Linked DNA regions of Homo sapiens: region 2 is linked to region 1. A link is an interaction called in ENCODE POLR2A ChIA-PET data of the cell type or tissue named here. Cell type or tissue: HCT116. All regions are shown on one strand. Links, peaks and the distances in the headings refer to the core of each region. The heading gives the core; the rest is flanking DNA. Region 1 holds the start of ARHGAP29 (Rho GTPase activating protein 29). Region 2 overlaps ARHGAP29-AS1 (ARHGAP29 antisense RNA 1).

Evidence for each region. Peaks named below come from ENCODE experiments on the same cell type or tissue, not always from the same donor. Only the 100,000 strongest peaks of a DNase experiment are listed, where the experiment ranks them.
Region 2: POLR2A ChIA-PET joins it to region 1 with 22 read pairs; 14 of 35 experiments call an interaction of 5 or more read pairs at or near these places.

The regions. Positions count from the first base shown.
Region 1 is chr1:94,230,329-94,245,472 of GRCh38, forward strand. ARHGAP29 (Rho GTPase activating protein 29) reads right to left here and starts at 7,256. Exons shown (of 23, transcript NM_004815.4): 1 at 7,087-7,256; 2 at 1,079-1,315. The coding sequence starts at 1,283. RefSeq lists silencers at 6,980-7,219, 7,230-7,459. In HCT116, for the core only: a CTCF peak has its summit at 10,691 (motif pointing left); a DNase peak (open chromatin) is centred at 7,373; H3K4me3 peaks cover 4,442 bases; H3K27ac peaks cover 7,494 bases.
Region 2 is chr1:94,308,094-94,323,237 of GRCh38, forward strand. The region is part of intron 2 of ARHGAP29-AS1 (ARHGAP29 antisense RNA 1); the gene reads left to right. It also overlaps a transcript of ARHGAP29 not described here. Among named protein-coding and RNA genes, the nearest start is that of ARHGAP29-AS1, 68 kb to the left of the region's middle. RefSeq lists an enhancer at 9,080-9,374. In HCT116, for the core only: no CTCF peak of the experiment used is centred there; no DNase peak of the experiment used is centred there; H3K27ac peaks cover 5,411 bases.

The DNA.
Region 1 (15,144 bases), core at 3,935-11,934:
AATCAAGCTATTAAAATGAATGGGAATATGAACAACTTTTCTAATATGTATACATTCTCAAAAGAATCACTTATGTGATTGTTGTTTTAAGGAAAACTCAAATACTAAAACTTTGAGGCTTCAATTCCAGTCATTTTGGGCATTTCAACCTGAAAATAACAGATTAGAAATTAACTCTTAAATTTAGTACAAGCACAAGATACAATTTTGGTTTTTCAAAATGTCCATCAGAAAATAAGTATTTAACTTATATATATACATAGAAATATTTATTGAAATCTTACAAATTTCTATAAAGCCCCAAGAGGTCTCATATAAATAACACTGAGAATCTTCATTTTTATATCTAGACATACCATTATGAATATGGAAATGAAACTGCCATTTATCATAGAAGAATAGGAGCTGTTTTTGTAACTATTTATTATCCTTGCCATCAAATTTAGACCTAAGAGGCACTAAACATTGAAAGACAGGTACTAAGAACAAGTCAGAGATATACAATCTTTTACTTTAGAGGAACAGAGTCTCATGCTCCATTATTCATTTCTAACTAGACAGAATTCTGTGATTAGCCCTTAATTCAAGATGTTACAGATCAGCAAAACAGAATTAAGTCTGATTTTTGTTAAAAAAAAAAAATGCAGTCATTTTAGATACCAAAACTTCATCTAAAATGTGGAAAGGTGAATTTAGGTAACAGTGTCAACAATGTAAATTATAAACATTAGTCAGCTTATTTAAGACCAATCAATGCACTGTGTTACCATTAACAGAAAGGTTAAAATTCCAATGATGTCAAATTTTCCTACGTCAAATGGACCCAACCACAGGAATCAAAGATATTTTTCTTTTTTGTATTCTTATTCCCTCACACTGAAGTTTCTATTAGGTATTACACTATTATCTGATTATAAAATAGTTTACACTGTAACCATCAAAGATTTGGGGAAAAAAGCACTAAAATAACTAAAGCAGAATACCCTGTTCCTACCACTGTGTACAAACTTATCTGCTAGGCCAGCATTTAAAATTTTACAAACTATCCAGCAAGAATGCTAATAGAAAAGTGACAAACCTGAAAATATGGCTTCTTTCAAATATAGTAACATGTGGGAGAACTTCCTGATATCATTCACCAACTCCTTGATGTAATCCGGATCAAAAATAGAGTTGGAACTTAAGGACTTGAGCCCCATTTCAGAAGTTGTAATATCAGTAGAGAGTTGACCTGATGCCCAAGCACGTTTTTTCTTTGTCTTTTTCTGTTTGTGAGCAATCATCCTTTCATGTAACAGTCAGAAAAACTGAAATCCTTAAGGGGGCAAGAAACAAAACAAAAACAAGCGAGGAGAGAGAAAGAAACACAAAAACTAAATCAGCCAGGGAAATATTACACTAGATTTTCACAAACAGCCCACAGCTCACCTTGGTATCCTATTTTTAAATTTTTAAAAATCAAAAATCAATAATCAATCACTGTATTATTGATAATAGCAGTTTCCATTTATTAAATACCAGTAATTCCGACAACTCTGACATGCAAACTACTGTTCTTTACATTTCACAAATGAGGAACCTGAGGTTTAGAGGTTAAAAATTTGCCTTAAGCTCTCAACTGATAATGAACTAGGACTTAAACCTGTATCTGCCTTGATGCCAAAATCCATGCTCTTAATAACTTCCTCTTGATTCCTAGGGTATAGAATTTTATTTAATTGTAAAAGTTGTTCTGAAACATCACTTAGTAGAAGGTCATATTCTCCTTCCATGACATCACCTTCAAAAATAAAGATGAGATATGGGCTTTGAAAAAAGAAATACCTGTTCTTAAAATCCTCCTCTGTCACTTATTGTATGATCTATTCATCTCTTTACTTCAGTATGCTCATTTATAAAATGGGAGTAACATCCTGACAACACCTATCTCATGAGATTGTAGGGATTACATGACGCGATGATACAGAAGTGTCGAGAACATAGAAGTTCAATTACAGTTAGTTTTTCCTAATAATGCATATACATACATATACACAGACACACACACACAACACATCCTGGATTACCAAGTCTCATCAAGGATATTTCTTTGTTGAAAATAAGTTACAAGGGTGCCCACTAATCTGACATACTCTGACTGGTTAAATAAACACGTGTGATCATCAGAGCAATATTTTTGATAATCTCAGGATGGTAGTAAAAAGGTAATCTTTTGGTATGAGAAGAATTTAGATTTGAATCCTGGCTCTAGTATTTTCTAGATATGTGACCAGTACAATTTATTTACAGGCTTGTGTGAGGATGAAAAGGGATCACAAAATTAGAAGACTTCATATGTTAAAACACCTAATACTGGCACATAGCTGGAACTCAAGAAAATCATAGTTATTTTCTTCTTCACCCTCATTTTACCTTTCCAGAGTTAAAAGTTCTAATCTTGTTTGTATCTCTGGAAATCAAAAAGGAAATAACCGGAGGAATTAAATTAACTCACACTTTATTATTAACACTTTTTTTCAAGTATTTTGTCTTGAATATTTGGCTACTTTAAAAATGGTAGATGACTAAGGACTTCTATAAAATTTACAGTAGAAAGTTTTTTGGTTTTTTTTTTTTTTGGAGGGGGGAAGGGTTGAGTCTGGGTCTCACGCTATCACCCAGGTTGGAGTGCAGTGGTGTGATTATAGCTCACTGCAGCCTCAAACTCCTGGGCTCGGGCCATCTGCCCGCCAAAGCCACCCATGTAGCTGGGACTCCAGGGGCACAACACCACACCTAGCTAGCTAAAAAAAAAATTTTTTTTTTGTAGAGATACAGTTTCACTATGTTGCCCAGGTTGGTCTCAAACTCCTGGGCTCAAGTGATCCTCCTACCTCAGCCTAGCTAAATGCTGGGATTACAAGCATGAGCCACCATGCCTGGCCCACTAGGAAGTTTTATGTAATATCCGTTTCTAGTCATATGTAAGATACATTATTGTATCATTTACTCCTTCCTATATCTCACCCAACTCCATAGTTCATTTTTCTTTCTGATCTACAGGGTTCTCTAATCAACCCACTTCTCTCTACTGCTACCACACTAGTGAATTACCATCATTTCTTTTCTGAGCTACTATACTACTTTCCTAATGATCTATCTGCATCCATTCTTGTCTCATCACAAATGTAGTGAGTGAACATTTCAAACATAAATCTCATAATGTCATTTCTCTACTGAAAACCCTTCCAAAGTATAAGTGAGAAGCTATCATGCTCTACAAGGCTCAACATGAGATCTGGCTCCTACCTACCTGTGCAATGTCATATGGAGACACACCTGCTGGCTCTCAACACTCCTGCCACACACACCTCCTTCTCATTCTTCCAACAGTATTTGTTTACGATGACTCTCACCAGGAAATAATTTTACATAATAATACATGTTAAGTGTATTATGTTTGTGTGTGGCATGCTTCTGGGTAAGGCTCCATGGGATGTATGTGAGTTTTTAAAAATTCCATCCCATTTCATTTTTAAAAATGCTGGGTGCAACTCACCAACTTGGTTTCATACACATAATAGGTCATGACCCTACAGTTTGAAAAACACCAACTGTTCAGCTCAGGGTCCTGTCTATATGTAATTCTATTTGCCTGGAATATTCCTTCTCCTTTGTTTACTCACTCTGATCTCAGCTCAAAGCTTACCTCCTCAAAGAAACGTTCCTGGACCATCCCCATCCCCCAGCAAAACCACTACCATCAAACCAGAGTAGAATCTCCTGTGAGATGTTCCATAGTATCCTCTACTTTTCATCACTGCTCATACCACAGTTCAAATAGATCATGTCTTCCTAGCTAGAGTATAATCTCATGGAAATCAAGACCATGTATGTCTATTTGCTAACCATGTGTTCTCTGATCATAGCACAATGCTTGGCGTATGAGGAATGAACTACTTAGAACTATCTGCAGATAGGCTTATAAACTTATAAAGTTTCAATTAATTTTTATAGAAACAAAAATAACTCTGGGTTGTTGCAATGTTTTGAAGTGAAAATATAAATTTTTAAAAAACTCTCTAAAATGGTATGTTTCAAAAAGAAAAGTATATGAAGCTGAGGGAAGATTACATAAAACTGAAATCAAAGTTGGATTTCTATTATTGCTCCTCCTGATTATTAAACTGGGGACCACACTTTATAATTTTTAAAGTTTGTTTATTCACTGTCCTTTTGTCAATCTCAAATTATTTCTGAGAATCTAACTTCTACATTTAAACTAGTTTCAAACCTATCTAACATTAATCCTTATATGCATACATCATTTCTAAAATGAATCTAGGGCAATTTTTGAGCATTATTATTATATCTAAGTCTTCCTTCCCATCAACAAAAACAAAACAAAAATTCAAAGTGTCTTTTTTGGGCAGCTCTTTTACAAATCACTAACCAAAATGCCTATTAGCCTAACCAAACATCACTCTTGCAGTTTACTTAATAACGTCATTCTGTTTAGTTATGACAGCTTTTAAACTTGGTAAATTAGAGAATTGGTCACTGTCACTGGTAAAGATGGTTACAAAAATTAAAGACATTAAAACAATTTACCTATTTTAGCAGAAATAATTTACTTTAAGTAACTACATGTAAAATAGTAACCCAAACTTTCAAAGTGTTTCAAAACTGCTGGAACATTTTTAGACAAGACTTAAAAAATCTGCAAAAAACAAACACAGCAACAACAACATCAAACACATGGCAAGGAGAAGAGGAACTCTTTTCCTCTTATAAAAAAGGATTATACCCTATCTCTAGCCAGCATTATAATGATTAATGTGCTGATTTTGTTATATATTACTACTTTTCATATTCCAGAGTAAAAAAAGGAAACATTACAATTGAAAAAACGTTTAAAATAACAAACTTAACCCAAGCTTTCATAAATGAACTATGATAATGAGAAGCTGGAACAATACACACTTTCCAAGATCATATACACTACTTTCTCATGCGCGAAAATGAATATTCTCTTGTTGGAAGTAACATAAAACTTAGTTACTAACAGACTGCAACTGGCAACTTAATTAGGTAATGACGCATGCAAAGTACTTAGCAGAGTGCCTGGTTCATCATAAAGATGAACCATAAAGAAAAGTCATTATTACTAGCAGTGCTTTATTGTGGGAAATTGTTTTTGAACAAGATGTGGCTTCACTACAATACATAAGTGGATTGTGAGCAAGAAATACAGGACTGGAAACAATTGTAGAAACTTAACTGACTCTGTGGAAACCTACTAAAAAGCTTCCAAGTGAAATTTGAACTGTGCAAATAGACTTGTGCAAAATATTTTTGACACACTAATTCTGGTGCATCTCTTTCAACTTCAAACCAACAATATTAAAAACATGTATTATCCACTTCTCAAAGAATTCTCTAGCAAGTAGAAAATTACCGTGCAAAACCACTTCCATTGTATGTTGTAAATCTAAGTGTTGTGTGCATTAGAAATGTAGACACAAACTTCCTATCCCCCACGACTGCAGGAGCCTGTGTCAATCAAATGTCCGCTGCCCCACGCATGCCCCCTGCCAAATGCACATTACGGCAGTAGTTTCATTTTAGGCTCTCTAATTGAAGTGTAAAACTGCCCCCAAACATCTATACTTACTATTTCCCATTCTACCATTTCTTCTTGAGGAAAAATTGCCAGATATTTCAGAAATCTGCTATTTCAGCACAATTTCAGATTTGGCAAGAATCTACTTTGAGATGCTAAAAAGATTAGATGAGCTCATCCTAAAACGATGATTAAATCTTTATGGTTTTAAAAAGCACTCTCCACAAAAACAGAATAGGGACATGTGAGAAAGAGTTTTATCAATACTATGCAAACAATTTTTAAAGGAAGGCATGCAATACACATGCACTTCATTTCTGTACAGTTTGAACCTAGCACGCTTTAAAAAGAGGAAGCTGCCCAGCATCCCACCCCTCCAGAATGTCTAGCATTCCTGGCAGGCAGTACTCTCCTTTGACCAGCCAAAACTACTCTTTGCCAAAGAGCAAGTTCCTCATCCAAGAATTTAAACAAAGAGGGAAGAATGGAGCAACCAAAATGGACAGCCGACGGTGGTAACGACGGACAAAAGATAAACTATAGACAAGAGATACAGTCACAGAGACAGATGGAGAGAAGGGAAGGAGAGCTCAGCTCCTGCCATTAGCAGGTAATATCCTGCCCTCCGAAAACATTTGGGGCCAATACCCTCTGAGAAAGTTTTAAAAAGATAAACATAGAGACAAGAGGCTCGTCAGTCACGAGGGTTCCACCTTGAAACGTCCAACTCCAGCTCACCCGCCCCCCAAAAAATTTTTTTTTTTAATTAAAACTGTCAAACCCCAAAACACGTCCACAATTGAACTGGGACAAACCTCTGAGACTGAGGAAAACTCTCAACGAAACCCAAAAAACACAGACCAGGAGAAAATGCACCACGGAAATCCTAAAATATCTCAGGAATGAGAGCCCAACTGGAGTGAGGGCTGCAGTCAGGGCAGGTGGGAGCGGGAATAGAATCCAGGCAAGAACACAGACCCATAGTGATCAGGAGCACGGATTCCGGAGCAAAAGCGCCTGGGTTTAGGTCCTGACGCTGCCAACCACTAGTCTGTGTGCTTGGGCAGGTTTTTAACCTCGGTTTCCCCGTGTGAACCGAGTCGAACAATCATGGAGTGTTCTGAACATTAAAAGAGTTAAAATGTGCAAAGGCTTCAGAACAGCAGGCGGACCCGTTGTACGCGCTGTGTGCTAACTTTAATTACGATCGTCACCGTCTGCTCCCGGCCACCGCTGGCGTCCTCCCCAGCTCGTCCGCGCCTCCCTCGCCGGGCGCGCCCCTAGCCCCGGCCGGACCCTTCCCGTGGACTCCAGTCCTGGCTCGAGGACACCCGTCCCTAGCGCAGCCTGCCACCGCTTCCACTCGGGGCCGCCCCGCGGGCCTCCCGGACCCTGGACGGCAATTCGCGGGCGCTCGCGCGGGCAACCCCAGCCCGGAGCCACGACCGCCGCGGCCGGAGCAAGCGCCACCTCCTCACACTCACCACGGCGCTCCATCTCGCGTGCCGGACGCGGACGCCCGCCCCACACCTACGGCCGCCGCCACCGCCGAGGGCTGGAGCTCGCTGCCCCCATCCCCCACGGCCTGCGGACGCCCGGCCAAATCTCAGCCGCAGCCGCAGCCGCAGCCACAGCCACAGGCACCACCACCACTGCAGCCGCCACCGCCCCTGCAGCTACCGCCACGGCCGCACCGCCCGCCCGCCAGCCCCGCCCCCTGGAGCCCAGCCCATTGGCCCGCGCTCCCGGGGGCGGGGCCGGCGACCGCGGCAGGTACGGGAGGCAACTAGCTCGCGCGCAGAACGCGACCGTCAGTTGCGCGCGGCCGGACGCTGTCCCAGCATCACGGGCTGCGTCGGCTGCCCTTTTGGCTTGCAGGGGACAGGCAGAGCGACTCAGAGAAAAGTCACCTGAGGACTAGATGCGGCTAATGGCCAGATGAGCAGCTACATTTCTTATGAGACACTTCTGTGGATCGCCTTTTTCCTCCCTCTTCCAGGGGTTAGGGCCTGGGGAAGGGCGCCACACGTCTGAATGAAGAATGAACTACCTCAAAACCAGCCATCTACTCTGCCCCTCTGCCCTCTATGGAGGGTAATAGTTTCCACTTAGGCCTATCTGTATTTTTTTTTTTTTTTTTTTTTTTTTTGGAGACGGAGTCTCGCTCTGTCGCCCAGACGAGTCTAATGGCGTGATCTCGGCTCACTGCAACCTCCGCCTCCCGGGCTCAATTGATTCTCCCACCTCAGCCACCTGAGTAGCTGCGATTATAGGCACCCATTACCACGCCAAGCTAATTTTAGTATTTTTAGTAGAGGCAGGGTTTCGCTATGTTGGCCAAGCTGGTCTCGAATTCCCGACCTCCCGACCTCAGGTGATCCACCCGCCTCAGCCTCCCAAAGTACTGGGATTACAAGCATGAGCCACTGTGCCCGGTCCTTTCTTTCTTAGCTGCACTTTCAAACTCACTTCATAATGAGAAGAAAAAAAAAAGTCTGAGAAAGATGGAATAATTATAGCAAGCAGGGCTAGAAAGCACATAGTCCCTATATCACACCACTCGCTGGAACAAGCGATGGCACTTACCTCAGTGCTGGAACATTCAGAAAGAACTCATAGAGAAACAGAGGAAAAAACACAGGGAGGGAGACTGTGGGTAGCGCTGGGGTCTGCGAGAAAAATGACCACACACGGGAGAAACAGAAAAAGACACAGGAGAATGTGCTGAGGAAAACTGGAAAGAAAATGAGGTGCAGACACAGGAAAAGGGAAGAAAACCAAGGAAGGCAGAAATAAGTGAAGGCAAAAAGAGAAAATAAGGAAGAAAAATAAAAGGAGAGACTACCCACTTAACAAACAGAAAAGTAAGTGAGCATGACAGAACCAAAAGTAGGGTAGCGGGGCAAGAGAAAAACTCATTGACAAAGAAAGAGAAGAGGGACATCTTACATAGACATATCTTTGAACCCTTACAGGAAAAACAATGCTAAGAAAATACAACAAATTTGGCTCCTCAGGTGCTACTTAGAAAAGATAAATAAGAAAACTCAGCTCCTTGGTTACTTTGGCACCATACTGGATTTTTTGGACTCAACTTACACAGATTTTCCCCTCAAATCCCCAAAATAATAGTAACAAGGTCCTGCCACAAATAGGAAACCTCAAAAACCAAAATTCCTTCTAATCGTGCTGAAAAAGAAAAATGCGCCAAGGACTCTCACCATGGAAGCCAATGATGCCTGAACTGAAGCAAACTAATAAGAGGAGACAAAGGAGTCCCCAGGCCAAGGGGAGGCTGAACAGTGCAACTACGATTCAATCATAAGTAAGGTTTTTGGAAGGAAATTTTTGAGGAAGTCCCTCAACCTCAAACACCCTCTTAAGTCTATTTTAAAATATATTATTTTGCACTTATACACCATTTCCCTTAATAAAGAGGACTGTGTTGCTGACTAAAATGGAACTGGAAGCATCACTGACAAAATCATGAACAAGTTCCTGATGGAGAGAGAGGGTGTATGGATGGAGGTGGGGGTGTGACAAAGAGAAAGGAGCTCACAAGGAGGAGAGAAAAGCAGGGAAAGAGAGACAAAGGGAGAGACAAATATGTGAGAAGGAAAGAGAGACAACAATAAAGGAGAAAGAAAGACAAGAGGGAAAGAAGAAAGAAATATGCAGAGATAAGGGGAAGCAGAGAAAGAAAATGAGATGGAGAGAGATAAGGAAGATAAAAGAGACAAACAGAGGTGATAGAGACTACCCACCGATAGAGAAAGGAAAGAGGGTCATTTCTCACATGCAAACAGTTCTGGGGGAAATGAAGCCAATTAGGCTCTGAGGTTTTACCTTAAAAATACAAACATAAGAATCCAAGGCTCCTTGATTACCTGCTTCCACAATTATTTTTCAGACTTAATTTTTAAAATTTTTTCCATTACACCTCAAACCTAACAGTACTAATATGACAAGCAGTACTGAAGACACCTAAAAAACAAAGACTCCTTCAAACCCCACTGGAGAATGATGCACCATGGACACTCACCCAGTGATGACTCAAAACTGAAGGACATCAGTGGGGGATGAAGAAAGAATTCTGAAGGCCAAGGAGAGTGGGGTTGGACAACTCTCAGGGAGCTCAAGGAAGCAAAGTCTGTCCCTCATAGCTGCTCTGGGTTATTCTCAACACCCCCTAAACCAGAACTACCCCTAAACCATCCCAAAACAACCAACTACTGTGCATAGGATCTGACACAGAGTCACAATAGTTGGCTATTTGGGAATCGAGGAATGTTACTTAGAAGGTTAAATAAACTATAAGTAAGGTTGTCTAAGGGAAATTTTGAGAAGTCTCTCAATCTCAATCCTCCTCTTAAACCTTTAAAAAAATACATTATCTGCCATCCTTCATCCAGAGGATGATGACATTTGGAAATATTTGCAAAAATGGTAGTTTACTTTTAATTTAAAAGGGTTATTTTATTAATCTCCCCTGACTTGATTTTGTTTGAAGTAATTTATCACACAAATACACTTTAAATATGAAAAGCACATTAATAGATGCAATAATACCTTTCTGCAAGTCCGAAATTCTTGGTCTATAATAAAATTGTAGTGTTCAGAAAAAAAGAGTAAAACCATCAGTATATCTACCATAGCAGTCCAATAGCTTAAGTTTTTCAACAAGTTGCAGAAAAACATTTCTGGAAGCAACATATAATTTTTTTTAAATACTTGTGTTTTTACCATTTATATTACTATTGCCTCTAGTATTTTTTCCTTCTCAAACAGAAATTCACATCCTCTATGACACTGTTCAAGTCAGCCATTCGGTGCAGCCTTAACTTTTATATTCCCCAAATCTTCCTCATGTGTTCTCTTCAAAATGTTTGTGGTACCAGACTGCACAGATTAGTATTCTTTCTATCTGCAGTGGTGACATTACCAGTACTGTTAATTTTACTTCATCTTCCTGAAGACAATTCTGTAGTTTAGGTAGCCTACTTTTCATAGCAGAACATGGGTCTAAAAACATTTGACAATATCTGGAGACATTTTTTGTTGTCATAACTGGGGAGGGGGATTCTACTGACATCTAGTGGGCAGAGGACAGGGATACTGCTAAACTTCCTACATGCATAGGACTACCCTCATCCCCAAGAAAGAATTATCCTGCCCAAAAGGTCAATAGTGTCAAGGTGAAACACCCTGTTCTATATCCAATTACCACTTTATAAAAAACTATAAGACCTAAGAACTTGTTAAATTATGCCACAGTATATACCCAGAAAAATCTGGACTGTGGGCCATTTTATAGCATAAACGTGATTTCTTCAACAAATAAACTGCAGGAAAAAAGATGGAAAGAAAAATCTCTAGATTATCCTTAAAAGATATATCAAATGCAGCCAGGTGCGGTGGCTCACGCCTGTAATCCCAGCACGTTGGGAGGCCGAGGCGGGCGGATCACCTGAGGTCAGGAGTTTGAGACCAGCTTGGCTAATATGGTGAAACCCCATTTCTACTAAAAATACAAAAAATTAGCCGGGCGTGGTGGCGTGCACATGTAATCCCAGCTACTCGGGAGGCTAAGGCAGTAGAATCGCTTGAACCTGGGAGGTAGAGGTTGCAGTGAGCCAAGATCACACCACTGCACTCCAGCTTGGGCAACAAGAGCAAAACTCCGTCTCAAAAAATAGTAATTTTATATATAATTATATATATATCTTATATATATAATTATATATGATATATATAATTTATATATGTAATTATATATGATATATAATTTATATATAATATATATTTATATATATATATATAAAATCAAATGGAGGAATAAATAAAAACAGACATACTCTTCCCTGTAGTAAACAACTAGAAAAATGGACAAAATATATATTGTTTTCAGACACCGAACTACACACCGCACTGGGCTCAGGGCTGTCATCTCTGAGAGATGGGATCATAAACAAATGAGGTAAGCCCCACAATTACCCCAACTTTCTGCCTAAAGTCACATTCTTGACCATAGCACCCTTGACAACTTGAAGAGACAGAGATCATGGTTCCAGGAGATTGGAGTTGCCAGAATCTGTAGGACAGAGTACCAGAGACTAAGGATGTAGAAAAAGAAAGAGCTCCAGAAATTTGCATAGGGAATTTCTTAATTATCTTGCTGAACACCAAGATGCACATGTATACAGCAAAACACAACAAGGATTGGCAAATAATTTCCAGAAAGCTATAGATGGACGATTCCCAGGTTTCCCACAGGGCTGGAAGAACTCCACATTTTCATCAGCCAGAGTAGAGAGACCTACTGAACACCCCAGGGAGACCCCAGGGCATGCCTCATAGTACATCTAACCTAGCTTTAGTGAAAACTATACTCTAGCCACACCCCAACAAAGCTTCAAAACAGGCACATTTTATAATTTTTTTAAAAGCTGATGTTTAAAACAAAGTAGTAACAATATGTTGTGGCATTTATAACATATACAGAAGCAAAATCTATGACAATAGCGTAAAGGAGGAGGAAATGAAAGTATACAGTAAGGTTCTTACATTATAGGTAAAGTAGTGTAATACTATTTGAAGGTATACTGTAAGTTAAAAATATATACTAAAATCTCCAGAGATAAAGTTAATTAAGCCAATAGTGGGCATAAATAGAATTTCAAAAAATCAAAAAAAAAAAAAAGGCAGGACAAGAAGAAAAAGGAAACAACAAATGGAACAAATAAAAAAACAAACAGCAAAGTAACAGACTTAAACCCAATCATACCAATAATTACATTAAATATAAATAATATAAACAGCCCAATAAAAAGGCAGAGATTCTCAGAGTGAGTAAAAAAGTAAGACCCAACTATATTTTTCCTATTAAAACACAGACTTGAAATATAATGACACAGATACATGGAAAGTAAAACAACAGAAAAAGACACACCATGCAAATATTAATCATAAGAAAGCCAAAGTAGCTCTATAATATAGGTATCAAAGAATTTTACCAAGGATAAAAAGCAACATTTCATAATGATAAGTGAGTCATTTCATCATAATGACAACAATCCTGAAGGTATCTGTACCAAAAATAGAGGTCCAGAGTATGAGAAAAAAACTGAGAGAAATGTATGGAAAAAATAGACAAATCCCCAATGACAGTTAAGATTTCAGCACTCTTCTCTCAGTAATTGATAGAATAACAGAAAATCATTAAGGATCATTAAGGACATAGAATACTTGAATAGCACTATCAATCAACTTGACCTGATAGACATTTACAGAAAATTCCACCAAAAAACAGCAGAATATGCATTCATTTCAAATGTATATGGAATATTCATAAGATAGGCCATATATGGGATAAAAAGAAGTCCCAATGAACTTAAGAGGACTGAAATCACACAGTGTATGTCCTCTGATCAAAACAAAATTAAATTTGAAACTAGTAACAGAAAGATAGTCAGGAAATCCCCAAATATTTGTAAATTATAAAATATAACTTTAAAATAACCAATGGGTCAAATTTCCACAAGGGAAATTTTAATATATTTTGAACTGAATGAAAATGAAAACCCATTTCAAAATGTGGAGATTACAAAGTAAAAGTCATGGTTAGATAAAATACACAGTTTTAGATGCTTTATTGTAAAAGAGAAGGGTCTAAAGTCAATATCTAAGCTTCCACTTTAAGAAGCTAGAAAACAAAGAGCAAATTATACCCAAAGTAAGCAGAAGGAAGTAAATAATGATAAGAACAGAAATCAGTGATTTAGAAAACAGAAAACAGAAAAAAATCAATATAACCAAAAGCTGGTTCTTTGAAAAGATTAAATTGATAAATATCTAGCTAGGCTGATCGAGAAATAGAGAAAACACAAATCACTAATATGAATGGAAGAAACGACATCAGTACAGACCCTACAGACACAAGGATAAAAGGATACAAGGGAATGTTACAAAAAACTTTGCCAATAAACTTAACAACTCAGATGAAATGGAAAAATTCTTTGAAAGACACAGATTACTAACCCTGACACAAGAAACAGAAAATGTTAATAGCACTACATGTATTAAATAACTGAATTCATTATTTAAAATTTCCCACAAAGAAAACTACATCTACATGAGCTTCACTGATAAAATTCACTGAACCAGATAAAATAATCCTATACAAACTCTTGGAAAATACAGGAGACAAGAACACTTCCCAACTCATTCTATGAGGCCAGCATTACCCTGATACCAAAACCAGACAAAGACATTACCAAAAAAAAAAACCACACACAAAAAAAACAAAAACACACACAAAAAACAAATTTCTTAACACAGTATTAGCAAGTCAAATCCAACAATATATAAAAAGGATAATACATAATGCCCAAGAAGGGTCTGTCCAAGGAATGCAAGCTTAGTTTAACATTCACTAGAAAAAAACCATGTGATCATCTCAAAAGATGCAGAAAAAGCATCTGACAAAATTCCATGGCCATTCATGATTAAAACAGTCAACAACGTAGGAATAGAAGATAATTTCTTCTATCTGATAAAGGGCATCTACAAAAAAAACCGACAGGTTTTCTCCTTAAGATCAGGATTAATATTGTTACTGAGGGTCTTAGCCAGTACAGTAAGACAAGAGAAAGAAATAAAATGCATTCACATTTAAAAAGAAAGAAGTAAAATACTCAGAGATGGTGGGTTGGGGACTTAAAAAAAAATCTTAAGAAGCCTATAAGCTACTACATCTAATAAATGAATATAGCAAGGTCACAGAATACAAAGTTAATACACTATAATCAATTTTATTTCTATACACTAACAACAAACAATTGAACAAAAAAATTTAAAACTTCTGCTCTTTGAGAGACAGTGTTGAAATAAAACACAAGCCACAAATTGGGAGAAAATATCTGACAAAGAATTTGTAACCAAATATATCAGGAACTCTTACAATTCAATAAAAATAAAACAACAATCCAATAAAATAATGAGTAATGAAGTGAACATATGCTGCACAAAAGAAGATACACAACTGGGCAATAAGCACATGAAATATTGCTCAATACCATTAGTATCAGGGAAATGCAAATTTCAACTTCTATGAGATACCACTGAATAGTCAGAAGAAATTTTAATTTCAGCTAGACTGAAATACTAAGTGTTGGTGAGGATGTAGGGCAACTGTAACTGTAATACATGCTTCTACATACAAGGTATACAATCACTTTGTGAAACAGCCTGGCAGTTTCTTACACAGGAAATGTACATTTAACATACAACCCAGTAATTCTCCTTTTGTATGCATCCAAAAGAAATGAAAACATATATTCACCCCTAAACTTGTATACAAATGCATAGCAATTTTTTTCATGATAGTCAAAAACAAAACAACCCAAACTCCATCAACAGATAAACAAACTGTGGTACAGCCTTACGATGGAATACTATTTAACATTACATATCCATGACATAGGAAAAAATCATAGATGAATCTCAAAAGCATTAAGCTAAATGAAAGAAGCCAGGCACACACA
Region 2 (15,144 bases), core at 4,215-12,214, 78 kb after region 1:
TTCACTTGACTGAACTCAAATTACTTTGATTGTGCTACAATCCTGGGGAGAAATAGACTTTAATCATCAATACTTAATAATACCCAAATGATAATAATCCTTCCTCATTTATAAAAAAGTTTTTCATAGTTTATTTTATGAACCTCCTCTCCCCTTCCACACAAAAGCCCCCAAAACACTAGAAAGTAGGCAGGAAAGATGGTAGTAGTAAGGTTCTCAATTTACCCCCCTTCCCCATCCGCTGCTTCAGAGACATTGAGCAATTTCCCCAAGATCTTGGTCTGGGTCTCTTCCAGTTAGGTCATGCAGTCTCTGATTACAATTTGTTGCAAAAAGCCAGGTGGGGCATTTGAGATTCCATTCCTTAATTCTACAGAAACACATAGTGTCTAGAAAAATAGGTTAAAAACTAATGTGTAAGGCCTACCCTCTTTTTCTACAGAGATGGCACATAATCCCTGCTAAAAATACCCAAGCCAAGTCACGTCATCATTTTTTTGGTTTTTGTTTCTGTTGGATGGGGTTGCATCTTGTGCACCATTTCAAATCCTCCTGATCTCACCTCTTAGTCCAGCCACTGCGCCAGGATCCCATTTTGAGCCAGTTTCAAAGGTACAACCTGACATGGCCTTGTCTCCTCCTACACCTTCTACCTTTCACTTCCTCCCCTGAGGCTCTGTGGTGTCCACTTGGCATTTATGTGTATGTAACCCTGAAGAGAGGGGAGTCAGTGCTCGTGGACCACCCCTGATAGATGGGAATGGGAACCTTTGGGTAAATGCTGCCCCTTTCAGTTCCCAGGGTGGACAGTTCTGAGACACATTTCATAAGTTTCCTCAGGAGGTTGTGTGGGTCAAGGCTGCCTGCAGCCCTGAGCAACTTAGTGACCCGAATTTGCACTGGACTGCCTCCTTCCCCTCCTTCTCCTCCTCTGTCCTGCTCCCTGGGATCACATTCCCAAGTGTACAACAGGGGAGCCATTGGCTCAGGCTCTTGTTGCGGGGGCGCCCAGGCAGACTGGGGCTAGCCATTTTCTTTTAAAGGAGATTATTGCTGTACAATACTTTCTAACATTTGTTTCATACTTTCAAGCATCCCTATTTCATAGTCACAACAAACTTATGAGAGAGCCACAACTATTTCCATTTGATAGATGAGGAAACTGAGGCTCAAAAGAAGTTAAATAACTTGATCAGGATCACAACAGCGAGAGGATGGTGGAACCAGGACTCAGCAGAGGTCCTCTGAGAGGGGAGGTCAGGGCCCTCTTTGCTATAACACAGCTGCCTCCTATCAAAATATTTGCAGAGTGCTTTGATGTCAGTGCCTTGCACTCTGGAAAGTGCTCTTCCTCGCTTATCAGCCCTCTGCTGTAACACTCACAGCCGTTCCAAACATGTCCCCGCTTTTTCTAGCCACAGACACATTATGCACAGATGATTTTTTTATTGTGAACAAGTACAAAGGAATAGATCAGTAGCTGGAGAGGAGAATGTGGGACAAGGAAAGGGGGTTTTGAAGGTGAGAAATATGAGCAGATGTATATGCTAAAGAGAATCACCCAGACTAGAGGGAGGGATGGATGATGCAGGAGAGAAAGAGTGAATGAGAGGCGATAGGTCCCAAGGTAGAAATAAAGAGCCTGTCTTTCGAAGACATGAGAGTCAATTCCTCTGTTACAACCAGAGGGCAGAAGAAGAAACTCCTATAGATAAGTTCAGGTCTCTAGGTAAATGGCGATCTCCCTTATTCAAAAATACAAAACAAAGGGATGTTCTTTGGGTCCTATGCTGCACACTTCATGAACACAGGGGCCATGTCTGTAGCCCAGTACTGATATTTTAGAAGGCTCTCAGTAAACATTTGTGGTTGCTGAATAAATAAATATGAGTAAACATACATTCCCTTTACCACCAAAAACTTCTGAGACTAACACTAAATGATTAAGAAATGAACAAAAATGTCATTAAGAATTTTAGTAAGAGTTCAAATGACCCACAGATAAATCAGTCCTCGAATCCTTGCTATTTAATATCGGTACACATGAGGTCCCCAGAAAACTGCCACAACTGCCCGAGTATGGGGTGGTGGAGTCCTCACCTGGCAGCAATACCTGGGCAAAACAGATACAGGGGTTGTAGTAGACAAAGAGCTCAAGCTGAGTTCGTAGGGTGGGGAAACAGTGAAGAGGAAGGAGATCCTCAGCTTCCTGTCCCAGGTGAAGAAGGGCTTCTACGGCCCGGGAAGATGGGCACTCCATGCCTACCCCCAGCTGGATGAAGCCATGTAGTAGTGTCCAGGTGCCACCCTTTCAAAGGCACATGCCGGAGCGTGCTCAGTAGAAAGCAAACATGCTCTTTACAAATATACTGGAAACATTTCCCTATGAGGACCACTAAAGGAACTGAGTATGTTTAATCCAAGCAAAAAGACTCAAGAGGACCATCATAGTAATTTTCAAATATGTGAAAGGCTGTGATCTTTCCAGCACAATCCTTTTAAAACCTCTGAGTCAACCGCTCTTTGACCTCAGTTGAGCCTCCAATTGATTAATCCTACTTCCTTTTTGCTATCTCACTTTCTTCGTTGGTTAGCTCAGATTTCAAAGGCCAACATGGTAATCAATGTTGTGTTTATACCCTCAAATTTCTCACTCTCTCACCTATTTGGTGCTTGCTTCAGTGATAAAGGGGGGCAGGAGAGGGGGAGTCAAAGGCCCAGGCATGGGACAGGGCAGCCATCTAGGGTCCAAGACCTCACTTTCAATTCATGAAAGGGAATCTTTCTTCCCCATGCCTGCTGTTTTCTTCCATGTGGGGACATGAACTAGTGTCACACTCCTGGCTTCCTTCTACTCTCCCACTTGCCCTTCTCTACTGCACTCCTGCCAGATGGAATAACATACCTGATTAGTGGCTTTGGAAGGAGAACTGAGCCTGCACCAGATGGGGACACCTTCCTTGCCTCTCTCCTCTTGGCAACAAGCGCCTACAAGGAGCCACTCATTTCCTGACCTATTTCCTCCATGCTGTTAGTTTCAGAGAAGCCTCTCTTGGAGAGGTCTGGGAGGGTTCACTGAAGCTTGGGTCTGGATGGGTAAGCCTGTCTAATTCTGGTATTCAGTAAGTGAAAGGTCAAATCTAAGCCACATTTCCCAGCTATTAATGTCTTTCCTTCTAAAGGGAGCTTGCTGCCTTCGATGAGCATTGATTTCCCTCTGTTCATGGAGGATGAAGGCAAAACTCCCAATGGAATCAACCTTTTCTTCTCTCCCTCTCTCTCTCTTTCTCTCTTGTCTCTACCCACCAACCAGTCTGTCCCTGGAGAGAACGTGCCCTCGACTGCACCTCTGCACCAGAGGCTTGGATAGGTGCAACACAAATGCTTGTCAGATCAAATAAAATAATGATGTTATTATGTCTTAAAGAAGACCATGTTTGAGGGGTAAGAGAAAAATGGGGTCTGGAGTTTGGTGCTTAATCTTAAAGACCCAACAATAACATCAAATTTTAAGTGATCTCAAACCCTTCGTGCTGCCTGGCAATTCCAGCTGATTTCCTCAGTCAACTCACTCTTCCAGTCAAGAGATTATTTCACTGATTCTTCTCTCTTCTCAAGCCCTCTTGCTTTTAACTCTTGGGTTTGCTTCTTATTTTCCTGAAAAAATAAAAGCATAGTAAGACAGCTTCCGCATATGTACCACTAAGTCCACTAAATGTCCACATCTGTATCCTCATATGCTGTCTGCCCTCCTATTAACAATGCAAGGCTCCTTCTGTAACTATGTTCTTCTCCAAGGCCAGCCCTCACCTGGGCCCTGTGTCTCTTCTTCCGCCATGCAATGACCTTGCTCTTACCATCATCCCCTCTTCTGCATCAGTTTCTCTCTTTCTACTGGATTATTCAGATAAACATACAAATGTACTGTGATATCTCCCACCCTTAACAAACAAACAACACCTTTCTCCTACATATCCTCTTCCAGTTGCTGCTTCATTTTTCTGATTCTCATTGTGGCAAAATTCCTTGAAAAAGTTGTTATATTTGCTGTCTTCACCAACTCTTCCTTCATTTTCTCTTGACTATATTCCAGTCAGGCTTTCCTCCCCATCCTTCCACATCCCCCTAACTCCATTGTCAGGATAATCAATGAACTCCACATTGCCAAATCCAGTGACCAGCTCTTGGTTCTCATTTTACTTGACCTATTAGCATTGTACAAATCTGATCCGGCCTTCCTCCTTCTTCTTCATTTTTATTTGTTTTTTTTTTTTTTTTTTTGAGTGGTTTTAGGTTCAGAACAAACTTAAGAAGAATGAACAGAGATGTCCCCCCTCCTTCTTTTTTTTTTTTTTGAAGACAGAGTCTCACTCTGTTGCTCAGGCTGGAGTGCAATGGTGTGATCTTGGCTCACTGCAACCTCTGCCTCCCAGGTTTAAGTGATTCTCCTGCCTCAGCCTCTCAAGTACCTAGGATTACAGGTGTGTGCCACCACACCCAGCTAATGTTTGTATTTTTAGTACAGACAGGGTTTCACCATGTTGGCCAGGCTGCTCTCGAACTCCTGGCCTTAAGTGATCCATCCACCTCAGCCTCCCAAAGTGCTGGGATTACAGGTGTGAGCCACCACACCCTGGTCCTGCCTGGCCCCGTCTTCTTCTTTAAAGTCTGCTTCATCAGTTTCTGAGTCATCCTTCCCTATAGGTACTTCAATCTCAGTGACTACCCCTTCTCAATCTCCTTTGCTGGGTGCTGCAGCTTCCTGAATTCTGAATGGGAGAGTGCCTAGGGCTCCAGCCTCAGACCTCATCCTTTCTTCAGCCATATCTCATTTGGTCTGTGGCTTTATGTACCAGCTATGTGCTAAGTCATAAACATTAAAATTCCAGTATGGGCCCCTTCCCTGTACCCCAGACAGATCTCAATCACCTTCTCAACACATCTTCCTGGATGTCTAATGAGTGTGTGAAACCCATGTGTCAAAACTTGAACTTCTGATCTTTGCCCCTAAACCTATAGACTTTCCCATCTCAGTAAATGACAACTTCACTCTTCTAGTTGCTTTGGAAAATCTCCTTCCTTTTCTCTTCCTCCTGCTGCTCCTTGCCCCAAGGCCTTTGTACTCTCTGCCCGAGATGCTCTTCCCCCTAGTTATCCATCCACATGGCTTGCTTCTTCCTCTCATTAGGGCATCTTCCATAATGGCATCATCTCAGAGAAAACTTCCCTGACTAAGAAACAAGACCCTCTTTCTCCCCACAATCACCCCTGCTTTGTTTTTCTTCAAAATACTTGTTCCTATTTGATATTAACCCTATTATTGTTTAAAGTGTATCTCCCCCCATCTCATGCCAGTTAGAATGGCGATCATTAAGAAGTCAGGAAACAACAGATGCTGGAGAGGATGTGGAGAAATAGGAGCGCTTTTACACTGTTGGTGGGAGTGTAAATTAGTTCAACCATTGTGGAAGACAGTGTGGTACAAGGATCTAGAACTAGAAATACCATTTGACCCAGCCATCCCATTACTGGGTATATACCCAAAGAATTATAAATCATGCTGCTATAAAGACATATGCACACATATGTTTATTGCGGCACTATTCACAATAGCAAAGACTTGGAACCAACCCAAATGTCTATCAGTGATAGACTGGATTAAGAAACTGTGGCACATATATACCATGGAATATTATGCAGCCTTAAAAAAAGATGAGTTCATGTCTTTGCAGGGACATGGATGAAGCTGGAAACCATCATTCTCAACAAACTACCACAAGAACAGAAAACCAAACACTACGTGTTCTCACTCATAGGTGGGACTTGAACAATGAGAACACTTGGACACAGGGTGGGGAACATCACACCCCAGGGCCTGTCGGGGGGTGGGGAGCTTGGGGAGGGATAGCATTATGAGAAATACCTAATGTAAATGACGAGTTAATGGGTGCAGCAAACCAACGTGGCACATGTATACATATGTAATAAACCTGCACGTTGTGCACATGTACCCTAGAACTTAAAGTATAATAAAATAAAATAAATCTCCCCACTGGAAGGTAACTTTTTGAAGGCAGCAAGTTTGAACACTTTGTTTACTACTCTGATCCCTAACACTTACAACAGTATCATTTAAAACATAGCAGCCACTTGGTTTAAGAATGAACTTCCAGGGAGTCAAAGTTGTTCAAAAGCACAAGGCTGCTTCAGAAAGCTGCCTCTCAGAGTCATTGCATTAGGCAAGCAGTGACCATCTGGGCGGGCATCAGGGACATGAATAAGTATTGGGGTTAACTGAACCCAAGACTCCATGATTCTGGGGGATTGTGCTCCCTGAAGTCATCAGTAGCTCCCTGAACAAAGAACCCACAGGTCTTTCTCATTTATAACACTTACAGATGAAGTTTTCTCTCTCCTTTCCCTCGGCTTAAGAGGCAGCACTGAGTTGACCAAGTCCTCCACCCATTCTCTGACCACCACTCAGACAGACCCCTTTGCTGGCTCCTCTTTCTCTTGCTAGCCCTTTAAACCTGTGTGTTGCCAAACAGTTTTTTTACTTTAACACTCTCTCTAAATGCCTGTTAATCATTATCTAAGATGATAGCATGAGAAAGATTGCAAAAATGCTAGGAGTAATATTTAAAAAGCACAATACATTTTGCTTTGCATGTTGGTGAAGTCTCCTGATTTTTATTCAGAAGACCTAGGCTTGAGCTACTTACCCATTTTGTGTCTGGGGTCAAGACTCTTAACTTCTCTAGGCTTCTATTTCTGCATTTATAAAACAAGGAGAATAATATCTCACCTTACATGCATTATCTTAATGTATGAGGTTTGGGTGATACATGTGTGGATAGGTTTTATAAAATATCATCTGATCTATAAATAGAGATTTTATTATGATAGACCATAAAAAGGGGTCACTAAACCATTGTCTATAGAAGATAATAATTGATATAGGGCTGGGCATGGTGGCTTACACCTGTAATCCCAGCACTTTGGGAGGCCAAGGTCGGCAGATCCCTTGAGGTTAGGAGTTCAAGACCACCCTGGCCAACATGGCAAAACTCTGCCTGTACTAAAAATATAAAAATTAGCCTGGTGTGGTGGCAGGTACCTGTAATCCCAGCTACTCAGGAGGCTGAGGTACGAGAATCTCTTGAACCCAGGAGGTGGAGGTTGCAGTGAACTGAGATAGCACCACTCCACTCCAACCTAGGCAACAGAGCAAGACCCTGTCTCAAATAATAATAATAATCATAATAATAATTGGTATAGGCAATTGTCTTTTCATGTCTGTGTCTGTAAGGAGAAAGTCGTACTTGTAGGCCTGTGATTGTTTTTAGGCCCTCTCTCAAGATCCAATCAAATCAGTAATGCACTGTAACTGCCCATAGACCCAGGCTTATAGCCTCAAATAATCTACAAATATGCAACCAAAATAATTAAGCTGAAGTGCTTCTTTTGTCCAAATAAATCAGGCCACTTTTTCATATATAGAAATTAACAGTTCCTGAATCTTTTTTTTTTTTTTTTGACAGGTTCTTGCTCTGTTGCCCAGGCTGGGGTCTAGTGGTACAATCATGGCTCACTGCAGCATTGACCTCCTGAGCTCAAGCCGTCTTCTCACCTCAGCCTCCCAAGTAGCTGGGACTACAGGTGCACATCACCACATCCAGTTAATTTTTAATTTTTTGTAGAGACAAGGCCTCACTATGTTGTCAGGTTGATCTTGAAATCCTGGGCTCAATTGATCCTCCCACACTGGCTCTCTGGGATTACAGGCATGAGCCACTGCACCCAGCCCCCTGAATCTTCCTTGACTTCATTCACACCAGCCCTGCCTGTTTGCTGAAGGTTGCTGGAATCTGGCTGGATCATCTTTCCAGGAAAGGGGGCTTATTTGGGGTTTCAGGCAGGCATATCAGCACATTCCTGTATAAGACTAGGGGAGTTTCAGCATATTCCAGGCTGACCTTTCCTTTCAGTTGCAGATCAGACAGAGTCAACCTTAGTTTTATTTAGTTGGTTTATTGTTGTTGTTTTCCCTCTGTGACATAGAAGCGTGCACTTTGAGGGGGAAAAAAAATCCTACCTGTTTTACAGTTAGTTCCATGAGAAGCCAAACTAGTTATTAAAAGTAAGAAATATTTTAAGTTGCTCAGCTGAAATTTTAACAGCTCTTGTCTAATCGTTAACATACAAACCTCCCTAACCAGAATATTTGTGGGGGATGACTTCTTAACAGGATCTAAAATCAGCAGTTTCCCAAAAAGCCTGTTAAAAATTACACATCTGGAATTTTGTCCTAGTCTGACTAGGCTGCTGAATTCCCTTTTGATGTTTCCTGGGGGGTGGGGAAGAGATAAATAGCCTGATTTCATTTAATGTAGTACATTTCTTTGAAATCTGGTGTCAAATTTTGAGTATTTGCTGAAAGGTAGGGTGACCAATCATCCTGGTTTTCTTGGGATTGAGGGGTTTCCAAGGACACAGGATTTTCTTTGATTTGGGAGGCCAAGTTGAGCTGATCATCCTAAAAAGGAAACCCTAGTCCAAATCACTCACAGGACAGGTGAAGAAACTGAGGCCCAGCAAGATGAAATCATTTGCCACCATATTACATAGTTAGCCAACACTGACTGCATTGCTGGGACCAGAACCCAAATCTTCTAAGTCTTAGTTCAAAGCTCCACTGACCCACTTGACTTCTCCAAACTTAAGTTTGATGACTGGTTTGTCGGTATTTGACTGCTTTATTTAATTTATATGTGAGCAGAGGAAAGCGATAGTCCAAGTACATTCTAATCAGTGATCATAAAGACACAGATGTTCTAAAGCAACATAAAAGTAACATCTACTGAACACCCATGTTCATAACAGCATTACTCACAATAGCTAGAATGTGAAAGCAACCCAAATGTTCATGGATGGATGAATGGATAAGCCAAGTGTGGTATATACATACAATGAACTATGCGATTCAGTCTTAAAAAGGAAGGAAATTCTGACATTTGCTTCAACAAAAATGAATTCTGGGACATTATACTAAGTCAAATAAGCCAATCACCAAAAGACAAATTCTGTATGATTCTACTTTTATGAGGTACTCTATGAGTGGATACTTACAGATCTAAGATATAAATACTATACTTAGAGTATTTGTCTACTCTAAGTAGTCAAAATCACAGAGCCAGAAAGTAGAATGGTGGTTTGCTGTCAGCTTGAGGGAGGGAGGAATGGAAGTTATTGTTTAACAGGAACAGAATTTCAGCTTTGTCAGATAAAGAGAGTTCTGGCTAGGCACGGTGACTCAGGCCTGTAATCCCAGCACTTTGGGAAGCCGAGGTGGGCGGGTTGTTTTAGCCCGGGAGTTTAAGACCAGCCTGGGCAACATGGCAAGACCTCATCTCTACAAAAAAAACAAAAAAACAAAAAAACAAAAATTAGCCAGGCTTGCTGATACATGCCTGTAGTCCCTGCTATTAGGGAGGCTAAAGTGGGAGGATTGTTTGAGCCCTGGTGTTTGAGGACGCAGTGAGCTATGATGTTGCCACTGCACTCCCAGCCCAGGTGACAGAGCGAGTCTCAAAAAATAAAAGAAAGAGTTCTGGAGATGAATGTAATGATGGTTGCACAACAATATAAATGTACTTAATAACACTGAACTGTACACTTAAAAATGGTTGATAGTACATTTTATGTTGGATCTATTTTATCACATTTTTTTAATGGAAAAATAAAATAATAACTACAAATAGCTCATCTATTCCATTGGTGCAATGTTTCTGTTAAAGAGGTCTGCAAAGTGCTTTGCAGCCATTTATTAGCTTTGGGATGTTTTGTCAAATCAAACCACATTCTTTAGATAAGGAGTTTGGTTTGCTTTGATATTTAGTGACCTTCCCTTAGCTAGGGCATAGAATTTCCAGATGTGCAACACTCCCAACTTCTAGCTGCAAGCTCACAGCCTGGCACATAGTAAGTGCTCCATAAACATTTTTTAAATAAATAAATAACAGCAAGGACTAATATTTATTTGAAGCATTTATTCAGAGGTGGGTTGAACTTGAAGCTGGTGACGCTTAAGCTTCAGGATGTCTCACTTTAATAAGCCTTTTTCTAGACCTTGTGTGCGGGCGAGGGGAGGACCTGAGCAATGTGTTCACATAGTCACATATTCATATAAAACTTGCAAAAGTAAGATTTATCTTCTTTTCATTAAAGAGGGCTTCCGAAGTTGTGTAGTCTTCAAGTCCCATGAAACCCAAATCTGTCCCTGTACTTACTGCCTTTCTAAGTACTCTATGAATTCCTTTCCATGGTTTCCTCATGCAATTCTCACAACAACCCTATGAGGTAGAAGCTATTATATTCACTTCTGAGATGAGGAAATTGGGCAGCTCCACCATGGTTACCCCATGAGGGAGTGATAGGCAAGGACTTTCACTCTGGCATTTGAGACTAACTCTACAACTCCACTGAACACTAGGGATGGCCAAACCTAACTCTAGCTCATGTTAAATTAGGCATGTAGCCAGGTGTGGTGGTGCGTGCCTGTAATCCCAACACTTTGGAAGGCCGAGATGGGAGGATCTCTTGACCCCCAGAGTTCGAGACCAGCCTGGGCAACACAGCAAGACCTCATTCCTACGAAAGAGTTAAAAATTAGCCAGGTGTGGTGGTGCATCCCTGTAGTCCCAGCCAGTTGCGAGGCTGAGGTGGGAGGATCTGTTGAGTGCAGGAATTTGAGGCCGCAGTGAACTATAATTGCACCACTGTATTCCAGCCTGGGTGATGGACCAAGATCCTGTCTTAGAAAAAAGAAAAAAAATTAGGTGTGGTCTTGGTAAATACTACAATTTCACCTGATGTAACTGTAATAGCAACAATTGCATGATTGGCTGGTCTTTAAAAATAACCTGTGATTTGGGGAAAACATTTATTTTACAGGTTTTTTCCTGTCCCTATAATACTCACTTCATATTTTTGTTTGGTAAGATAGAAGGAAGTTTGGGAAAGGGGAAAATGAAAAGGGCAAGGCCAAAGAGGAGAAAGGAACAGAGATGTCATCCTATGTTAAGGAAGATTCTCCTCGCCCCCTCCACAGTTTCTTTCTCTTTCTTTTTGAAGGATGTGCAAGGGTGCTTTGTCTCTTGGGGAGTTCCACTCCCGTTTCAACTGTTCTCTGAATCTGCTCAACTTCTGCATTAGAGTCCCTATTTCTAGTCTGACAGTCCTACAAGTCAAAGGGCAGAAAGGAATCTTTCCTGTAAACATCCTCTGGGCCACTCCTGGAAAAGGTGACCAGCAACCACCGCTTCCTGTCTTTATTCTGACTCTTGGAGCAAATAATACAGTTTTCTATTCCTCTAAGATTTCTTGGAGCCAATAGGAGAACAGAACTGAAAACGTCATAGGACTGAAAATATCCTCCTATTGAGGATGCTGCTTTCTTTAGATTCAGGTTCTCCGCTTTAAAAAGTCATTCCCACCCCTGGCTTCCACACAGATGCTGGGGATACGCACTGTGCCTGGCACTTAGGAAATGCTGCTCACTGACTCCCACCTCCTCAGAGAGGTGCTGCCATTAACCCAAAGACAACCCCTCCCCAGTTTTGTGTCCCCCTCCCCCACTGCCCAGAGTTTTCTGTCTTGATTTCCCTATTTCTGACTGCAGTGCAGTTATCACCCAGCTGGTCAAACCCCAGGGTCACTCTGCCCACCCTTCGCTTCCCTCAGACTTCATTAATCACCAAGTACCATGGGATTTCCTTCCTATTCATGCCCATACTCATTCTCTGTTTTCCATTTTCTTTGCTGATACTTTGTTCAATGCCCTGCTTATTTTGGGCCTGGGACATTACAATTGCTTCCTGGCGGGGTTCCCTGCCTTTAGAGTCGCTCCCTGCTAAAAGTGGATTTGTCATGTAGCTAACAAATCTCAAGCTCCAGGACAGATGCTTGTACCTAATTTTGTATCTTGTGACTTTATATTCTCGATCTGCCCCACCCCCTATCCATTTGGCACTCAGCTGCCAGATTAATCCTTTTTACAATAGGTTTTATTTTTTGAGCAGTTTTAGATTCACAGCAATATTGAGCAGAAAGTACAAAGAGTTCCTGTGTGTCTCGTGTCCCCAGACACACACACAGCCTCTCTGATTATCAGCATCCCACATCAGTATATTTGTTTCAGTCAATGAACCTACATTGATACATCATTATCTCCAGAAGTCCATAGTTGACATTGAGTTTAATCTTTTAAAAATACTATTCTTTCAGCTGGGCGTGGTGGCTCACGTCTCTAATCCCAGAACTTTGGGAGGCCAAGGTGGGTGGATTATCTGAGGTCAGGAGTTCGAGACCAGCCTTATCAACACGGTGAAACCCCATCTCTACTAAAAATACAAAAATTAGCCAGGTGTGGTGGCGGGTGCCTGTAATCCCAGCTACTTGGGAGGCTGAGGAAGGAGAATGGCTTGAGCCTGGGAGGCGGAGGTTGCAGTGAGCCAAGATCGTGCCATTGCACTCCAGCCTGGGCAACACAGCTAGACTCTGTTTCAAAAAATAAAAATAAAAAATAAAAAAATACTATTTTTTCATATCACTGGTCTGCTTTAAAACTATTCATAAAAATGCTGACCATCAGGACATATTTCAGAATTCAAGGAAAAAATTGAAAAAATAAAATAAAATTCTGTCCATATCTCCAAAGTCTATGTCCTTACTTGGATATTCAAGGCTTTCCACGATCTTCCCCAGCTTTCAACCTGATTTCTCAAGAGTCATCTGCGCATGCCCTTTGCAGGGGGTGCTCTTCACCGACTCCTACCCGCTGTCCCCATCATCACATCTGTGGCTCTGCTACACGTAAAATCTGATTGAATTCAACTCCACAAAAATGTGCTGTGACTTACTTAATCTAGGATGTCTATCTGCCTCCATTCTGACCATGAAAAACCCACCCAGTTTACTATGCCAGTCCACGAGCCCCTCCTGGCTGCAATCCTGTTTGCCTCAATAGCAGTAGTTTCTAGCTTGAGAGGGGTTGAAGTGGACTAGTAAGACTTTTAAAAACAATAATAAAGTACAGGGAGGCCGAGGCAGGCAAATCACCTGAGATTGGGAGTTCGAGGCCAGCCTGGCCAACATGGAGAAACCTCGTCTCTACTAATAATACAAAATTAGCTGGGCGTGGTGGCATATGCCTGTAATCCCAGCTACTCGGGAGGCTGAGGCAGGAGAATCACTTGAACCTGGGAGGCGGAGGTTGCAGTGAGCTGAGATTGCACCATTGCACTCCAGCCTGGGCAACAAGAGCAAAACTCTGTCTCAAAAAACAAAAACAAAATAATAAAGTACAACATCTGATTGTCAATTTTTTATTCTGCCAAATAAGAACTTAAAAAACAACTACCACCATCACAGTATCTTATTTTAAAAAAGACATTTACTAATCAAAAAGCATAAAAGGCATAATATCAGAATAACTGTTGGTTCTTCAAATGTAATTCACTTAGCTTTAGGAAAAAAATCATTTTTAAAAAAAATTGTATGACTGTCTGAGGTACTGAAAACTGTTCAGACTGGCATTTGGGAGTGATTCTACAGTGCTTCTGGTCTCCACCACCTGTTTCGCATTTAATCACAGGCTGCCTTGGGGCACATTTTCATTGTTGCCTCTCTATTTAACTTCTTGTGCACATATGTTATTTCCCCAACTGGAAGGTAAGCTTTATAAGGAATCTGTAAAAGGACTGCACGCTTAACTTTCCAGCAAGGCTTTGCACACAGAAAATGTTCAATAAATATTTGTTGAATGAATGAATCAACCTTTTCTAAGCCTGTGCTAACCAATAAATCTCCTCTTAATGAGATCTGAGCGCCCCATCCTGAGGCAATTTCTCTCAACAGACTTCTTTAAAATGAATTATCCAGTACAAATTGCTTTACTTTTGAGTGAAGCCTAAAAATAAAAATTGTTTAAACCTGATATGAAAAGTAAACAGTTTTTTCCTCAGGGCAGTAGCAAGCCCCAACAGGGAGGAGAATCAAGACACAAACACACTTCTGTACCCGCCATTTAATTGATCCTAGTTATTTTGGGCTTTGTTGGTAGGCATGCACACAGTCCATGCTTCTGGCTTGACTTGACTGCATAGGGTGGTTGGCATTCTTTCTGGGGCTCTCACCCCTGTGCCTAAAGCCTCCACGATAACCATGTTGTGCCTTTCCCTCTCTCTACTCGGGTAACTTGGAAAGAAAGGTTAGGAAGAAGCTTAACATCTGGCTAGCCAAGCCTTGGTTTTAGATTCCAGAGTTGATACAGAGCAATTCAGAAAAGTGTCTTTTGGATTTAAAGCATTGTTTTTGCTCAGGATCTCGAGTTACCTTCAAAAAATTTAAATAAGATAAGGCCACATCCTTGCTTAAAACATTCATCAACTTTCAATTCAATTCCATTCAACGGCTATTGATTGAAGACCTGGCCCTGAAGAACAGAGCCGGAATGCCAGGCCCTGTTCTAGATGTTGGGGATATGTCAGTAAACAAAGCAGACAAAACTTTCTGCCTCACCGAAGCTTAGAGGGAGGTAGGAGTGAGGTGGGGGAGACAAACAAGAAAGATAATGAATAAATAACATATTATTTCTGTGTTAGAAGGTGATAGATGCAATGGAAACTAATTGGAGCAAGGGGGTGTTGCAATTGGGACGGGAGGGACAGAGGAGGCCTCGTTGAGAACGTGGGTGGAGCAAAGGCTTGGAGGAGGTGAAAGGTGTGGCCATGAGACCATTTGGGAGAAGAGGAAATGCCTTCCATATCATGACCTCACCCAGCACCCTCTCACCCTGTGGCCCTCCCACACGGATCTCCAGCAGCCCCTGCAGTCTCCTCCCCACCTCCAGGCTTCACACACATTGTTTCATCCTCAGGACTGTATTTTCCTTCCCTGTCTCTTGACCAACTCCTCATCCTTCCGACCTCAATCTAAATGCCACCTCCTCTGGTGGGCTTTTTTTTGCTGCCCCTCATCCATTATAACTTAGATGCCCTGCCACAGTCATAGCCCTCCCTTCAGATACTTAATAAATACTGTTTGAATGAATGAACAAAGAAAAGGGCTCAAAGCGGGTGTTGA